Linked DNA regions of Homo sapiens: region 1 is linked to region 2. A link is a contact called in ENCODE POLR2A ChIA-PET data. All regions are on one chromosome and are shown on one strand. The core of a region is the stretch at or near the end of the contact, and the rest is flanking DNA. Distances in the headings are between cores, read along the strand shown.

What was found. ChIA-PET counts read pairs that join two places held with the same protein, here RNA polymerase II (POLR2A).
Region 1: POLR2A ChIA-PET joins it to region 2 with 12 read pairs in PC-9. The contact joins two enhancer-like sites. POLR2A ChIA-PET finds 5 or more read pairs at or near these places in 2 of 52 experiments (PC-9 and T-cell).

What each region holds. Positions count from the first base shown.
Region 1 is chr19:48,491,278-48,494,374 of GRCh38, forward strand. LMTK3 (lemur tyrosine kinase 3) reads right to left here. Exons shown (of 15, transcript NM_001388485.1): 12 at 2,417-2,832; 13 at 127-262. Among named protein-coding and RNA genes, the nearest start is that of LMTK3, 19 kb to the right of the region's middle. RefSeq lists silencers at 18-97, 1,677-1,886, 1,886-2,077, 1,907-2,386, 2,577-2,626 and an enhancer at 2,639-3,097. Within about 2 kb of position 1,679, at least 26 of the 41 ENCODE cell types and tissues checked have a DNase peak (open chromatin) inside an H3K27ac peak, as active enhancers do; they include PC-9, where a contact is called at or near this core.
Region 2 is chr19:47,646,854-47,649,965 of GRCh38, forward strand. All of the region lies in intron 1 of BICRA (BRD4 interacting chromatin remodeling complex associated protein), which reads left to right. Among named protein-coding and RNA genes, the nearest start is that of BICRA, 39 kb to the left of the region's middle. Within about 2 kb of position 1,683, at least 15 of the 41 ENCODE cell types and tissues checked have a DNase peak (open chromatin) inside an H3K27ac peak, as active enhancers do; they include PC-9, where a contact is called at or near this core.

The DNA of each region.
Region 1 (3,097 bases), core at 429-2,928, 840 kb after region 2:
CAGACACCTGCGGCACTCCCGCCCTCTGGTCCCGCCCCTCCCGACCAAGCCCCTCCCACCCCATAGACCCCGCCCCGTCCGCCCCATGGCTCCCGCCCCCTCCCGCCCCATAGGGCCCGTCCTCACCAAAGCCGCTGTCGTTGCTGGGAAACCCATCTCCGGGGGTGGCGGGGTGGGGAGGTGTCGGGGGCGCTGGAGGCGTTGACGGGTCCGTGTCCCCCTCGGGGGGGGCCTGGACGCTCAGCTCGTTGGTTGGCGTCTCCTGTGAAGGCAGATTAGGGGGAAGCCAGAGGGGACAAACCTTCACGTCCCATTTACCGCATCCCCCAAAAGCAACAAAACCGGCTAATATTTCTGGGGCTCTAGGAATCCCAATTTGTAATCACTGACTCGCACGCTCTGGAGAGGTGGCTGGAGCCCCTAATCTGGCTTCGAAGCCTTGGGCCAGCCTTAACCTCAACCTGGCCAGAGGCTCCTTTCCTGACAGCGGAGCCCCGCGCACAGCTAAGTAGCCCAACGCAGGGATTCTCTCCTGGCTCATTAACGTGAGGCCTCCACCGGATCCCCTAACCCAAAGCGATCTCCATAAGCCCCACCCCGTCCACGTCAGTCCCACCCACCTCTGAGATCTTGACCTGCTCCAGTGGCCCTCCCAACCCCTGCCCCATCCTGAGCGCATGCCGTGCTGGATGCTGTGACCCTGCCCCTGAGCCCTCCCTCAGAAGTAGACCTGCTCCCGCCCTCCAAGTCCCACCCCTCTGAAAACATTTCAGTGGCCCAGGCCCCAGTTCTTGGCCTTGTTTCCATTCCTTTCATAATCTCAGCCCAGTATGCCCGCCCCAGGTTCATCTAGACAAGGTCCCAGTTCCTCAGCACCACTCGCCCTCCCTTTTTCTCTTCAACACCATATCCTGTGTTTTTCTTTTTGTTTTAGACAGAGTCTCACTGTCGCCCAGGCTGGAGAGCAGTGTTGTGATCATGGCTCAATGCAGCCTCAACCTCCTGGGCTCAAGCGATCCTCCCACCTGAGCCTCCTAAGTAGCTGGGACTACAGATGCGCACCACCACACCAAGATAATTTTTTTCTTTTTAAGAGACGAGGTCTCGCCATTTTGGCTAGGCTGGTCTCGAACTCTTGACCTCAAGTGATCCTCCCGCCTCGGCCTCCCAAAGTGCTGGGATTACAGGCGTGAGCCACCCGGGACAGGCCTAACTCTTAACACATTCCTCAACCCATCTCTCTAAAGACCCGTCCCAGTCGTTAGGTTCGCTCATCCCTGACCTCACCCCAGAATACGTTAAGACTGCCTGCTCCATCTCTGAAGCCCACCTGCAGCCTAGCCATGGCCCTTCCCTAGTGGGTAAGATCTGCTCCAACCCGAACCAGCCTACAGACACTAGAACTCTAGTCAACAAACCATGCCCAAACTCTCACTAGGCCCCTTCACCATCCAGGCCTCTTCTCAACACTTCCTCCCTAGCCTCTCCAGGATCCCATACTTGACTACCCAGTACCCCCTCTTTCCTTCCAGACCCACACTCTCTCTCCAGACCTCTCCTCGCCCTCTAGACCACGCCCCCGTCACAAGCCCTGCCCTCACCCTAGGTCCCGCCCCAGCTCTAGGCTCGGCCCATACTCCTGGCCCTGCCCCATTGCCAGGCCCTGCCCTCACACTCAAAGCCTCCTCCCATCTTCCTAGTCCCGCCCCATTTCCCTGACCAGTCTCTCCCCAGACCCCGCCTTCACCCCTCAGGCCCTTCCCGCGCCCTGCTCCATCCGCCCCGCCCTAGGCTCCGCCCCCATTCCAGCCTTGGATTTTCTCCAGGCCTCCTCTTGCCGCGCCACAGACTTGGCCTCCCTCAGGCCCGGATCCAGACTCTGTCCCGATCCTAGGCGCGGTCTCCTTCCAGGCCCCGCCCCCGCTCTAGGCTCAGCCTGCCTTCAAACCCTGCTGTAGACCCCGCCCCACCCTAAGCTCAGCCTTCGTCTAGGCCCCGCCCCAGGCCCTGCACCTCTAGGCTCGACCTCCCTCCAGGCCCCGCCCTGGGCTCCGCCCCCCAGCCCGCCCTCTCCCTGGGCCCCGCCCCACTCTAGCTCGGCCCCGCCCCAGGCCCCGCCCCACTCTAGATTGGGGCTCCCCTTAGGTCCCACCCCAATTCAGCTTGCCCTCCCTCCAGGCCCCGCATCACTCCAGCTCGGCCTCCCTTCAGGCCACGCCCCACTCTAACTCGGCCTCCCTCCAGGCCCCGCCCCACCCTAGCTCGGCCTCCCTTCAGGCCCCGCCCCACTCCAGCTCCGCCTCCCTCCAGGCCCCGCCCAACTCTAAGCTCGGCCTCCCGCCAGGCCCTTCCCGGCTCTAGGCTCCTGCTCCCTCCAGGCCGCGACCCCGAAACCGCGCCCTCTCGGGTTCCGCACCTGGTCGAAGAGGTAGACGGTCACGTCCCCGTGGAAGGAGACCATCTTGCGCTTCCTCTCCAGCTCGCTGTCCTCTGGCTCGTCGGCCCCGCGCGGAGACTTGAGCAGCCCCCGCAGCGGGCGGGCCGCGTCCGCGTCGGCGCTGCTCACCACGACGGGCACCGGGGCTGCTCGCGCCCTCCCGGGGCCCCGCGGCCCCGCCGCCGCGCCCGGCGCCGCCGCCTCCTCGTCCTCCTCCTCGTCCTCGTCCTCGTCCTCCCCGTCCTCCTCCGCCGGCCCCGGCGCTCCCGCCCCGCCGGCCTCCCCGCCAGCCGCCCCGGCGTCCGCGCCCTCCCACGGGGGCCGCCGCGGGCCCGGCCCCGGGAATGGCGTGAGCGTGAGCGGCGGCAGCGCCAGCGAGAGCCGGGAGAGCCTGGCTGCGAGGGGAGAGACCTGGTGAGCCCCTGTCCCGGTGAAACTGAGGCAGGCCCTCCCACCTAGCTGTGTGGCCTCAGATAAGACCCCCGCACAATCTGGGCCTCAGCACCCACTTTGTGAACGGAAGGGCTGCACCAGGGCTTCTCCAGGCAGGGTGGGAAAGGTCCTCTCCAGTGCTCAACCTCCCCAGAGCTCCCCAGTGCCAACGGCTTTAAGCCGCAACTTCCCACAGCCCACCAGGCCCTCATGCCCTGGCCTACCTGA
Region 2 (3,112 bases), core at 433-2,932:
GTGTGTTTGCAGAGTTATAACCATCACCATAATCTATTATAGAACATTTTCCTCACCTCAAAAAGAAACTCTGCATCCCTTAGCCATCATCCCCACTCCTTCTCCCCCTCCCAGCCTCCAGCAACCACAAGTCTACTTTCTGGCTCTGTGAATTTGCCTATTTTGGACATTTCGTGGAAACAGACTCTTACACGACGTGGCCTTTTGTGCCTGGCTTCTTTCACTCAGCGTGATGTTGTCAAGGTCCCTCCGTGTGTGTCAGTGTCTCATCCCTTTTCATGGCTCAGTAATACTCCATTGTATGGATAGGCCACATTTTGTTTATCCGTTCAGTTGGTGGACATTGGAGGTTTTTTTTTTCCAGTTTGCACTGTTCTGAATGATGCCGTATGAATGTTTGTGTGCAGGCTTTTGTGTGGACACTTGTTTCCATTTCTCCTGGTTTCTACATGGGAGTGGAATTGGTGGGTCACAGGGTAACTGTGTGTTAACCTACTGAGACCAGCCAGACTCTTCCACGGCAGCGGCACCCTTGTATATCGCCCAGCAATGCATGAGGGCTCTGATTTCTCTATCATTTTGATGATTCATCCATTGTCCTGTTGATAGGATCTGGGTTGTTTCAGTTTAGGGGTGCTATGAACATTCTAGAATGTGTTTTGCGGTCCACCTCTGCCCCGCTATGCATAAAGTTGGGATTCCATAGACAGTAGGTCCTGTTAGGTAACAGGAAAAATGATCTGTGGGCTCCTCTCTCTCCTTGGCACGTGTGTGTGGCCCACGTTGCATGTTCTTGTAGAATCCTCCTTCCCGGGTGAGGATTGGAAGCCATGATCGCCTGCCTCTGTTGCTGGTTTTAGTCTTTAACCCTTGCTCTGTGGACTTGAGAAATGTGCTTTTCCATGGTGCCTGTGACCAAGATGTCCGCATCGTTAGTGAAGACCCTGCTATGTCCTTGACCACACTGCACGGGGATCCTGTCCACGATGGGGGGTGTCCTGTTGGGCTTGAGTGTCTAGATATGGAGACCGTAGTTCGCGGGGGGAGTGGGGGGCCGTTTGGCATATTTGCCCTGGCATTTGGGGTTGTTTATTGGGGGTGGGAGTGCTCCTGGCATTTCCTGGGCGGGAACTACTGGTGTAGACCTACTGGATTAACTTGCTCCTGGGTCGGTGTGCGGGATAGGGGGAGGGTGCATCAGTCTTTGTGGAGCGTCTGCCTTCTCTCCGTCTCCCTGTTTTCCTGTTACCGTCTCCCCGTCCCTCTCTCTGTCTCTCTGAACTGCTCGTTCCCTCCTTGCCTTCTGTGCCGATGCCCAGTTGAACTGCCCATCCCTATAGATTGGGCGTCTCTGAGCCCGCAGTGGCTGCCTGAGCTGTAACCCACCCCGTGCCCTTTCACCTCCTCTCCCGCCTCCAGCTGACCAATCCCTGGGGTTTCTGGTCGGCCTGTGGATGTGTCCCGGTCAGGCCTAGGTCAGGCGCCTGACAGCGTCACCTGTGGCCACTGAGAATCATCCTCCTTCAGGAGTCCCAGTCAGTCAATATTTACACAAAGCGAACAAAAAGAAACCTGGAGCTCACCACTCTTGGGGGAGCCAGGCAGGAGCTAAGATAAGTCCCATTTATGGCCTGTCAGATAGCGATCGGCACCTGCAGTAAAGCAAGCAGGAGAGGGACTGGGGGAGGGCTTGTGACTACAGACGGCCCTGGTGACACTCGAGAAAAGGAAGGGCATGGCTGGGAGTGGTGACTCATGCCTGTAATCCCAGCACTTTGGGAGGCTGAGGTGGTGGATCACCTGAGGTCAGGAGTTTTTTTTTTTTGTTTGTTTTTTTTTTTTTGAGACAGAGTCTTGCTCTGCCACCCAGGCTGGAGTGTAGTAGGCTGATCTTGGCTCACTGCAGCCTCTGCCTCCTGAGTTCAAGTGAGCCCTGGGCTCTCCTCCCTCAGCCCCCTGAGTAGCTGGGACTACAGGCGTGCACCACCACGCTGGGCTATTTTTTTTTTTTTTTTTGAGGCGGAGTCTCACTTTGTTTCCCAGGCTGGAGTGCAGTGGCACGATCTTGGCTCACTGCAAGCTCCGCCTCCTGGGCTCACGCCATTCTCCTGCCTCAGCCTCACAAGTAGCTGGGACTACAGGCACCCACCACCACACCTGGCTAATTTTTTGTATTTTTAGTACAGACGGGGTTTCACCATGTTAGCTATGATGGTCTCAATCTCCTGACCTTGTGATCTGCCTGCCTCGGCATCCCAAAGTGCTGGGATTACAGGCGTGAGCCACTGCACCCGGCCTAATTTTTGTATTTTTAGTAGAAATGGGGATTCTCCATGTTGGCCAGGCTGGTCTCAAGCTCCTGACCTCAAGTGATCCACCTGCCTTGGCCTCCCAAAGGCTCGGATTACAGGCATGAGCCACTGTGCCTGGCCTGTATGTTATTAATATTATTGTTAATCTTTTCATTTATTTGTGAGCGCTGTTATATGCCCTCTGTATCTTTTGTGAGGATTAATTTAGTTAAAAGTTGATCTCATAATATATAAGTCAACACAATCAGAAATTCAAACAGGAACGTATTGACAAGCAAAGGAATGTTACTGTCTCTGCCTCGAAGATCTTGTGTCCTGCCTGGAGACACTTCACTTCCCCACTCACCTGCCACTGTCTGCTCAGTGTCAATGTATTGATTACCTGTCCAACAGAATCTATTTTATCTCTGAGGTTAGGGAATTAGTAGAAATTGATATCCTACTAATGGAATAGAACAGAGAGTCCAGAAGGAGAACCAGGCACATTAAGACATGGTATGAGGTCGATATGGCCAATGGTCAGATTTGTGGGGAAACAAGGGACTCATAATAAATAGAGGTAGGGATCAAAAGTAAAAAGGTCATCCACAGGTGGAAGGAGATGAAATCAGATCCCTACCTCACACTGTACAGCAAAGCCAACCCCAAGATTATTGAGTACTCAAAGTCAAATATAAACTTGGAAGCTGCTTAGACTTTGGGGTAGGGACAGATTCTGAAATGAGATTTAGGTTAGTGTAAAAGTAATTAGATTTTTTGCCATTAAGTGCAAAAGTAATTGCAGTTTTTGCCATTACTTT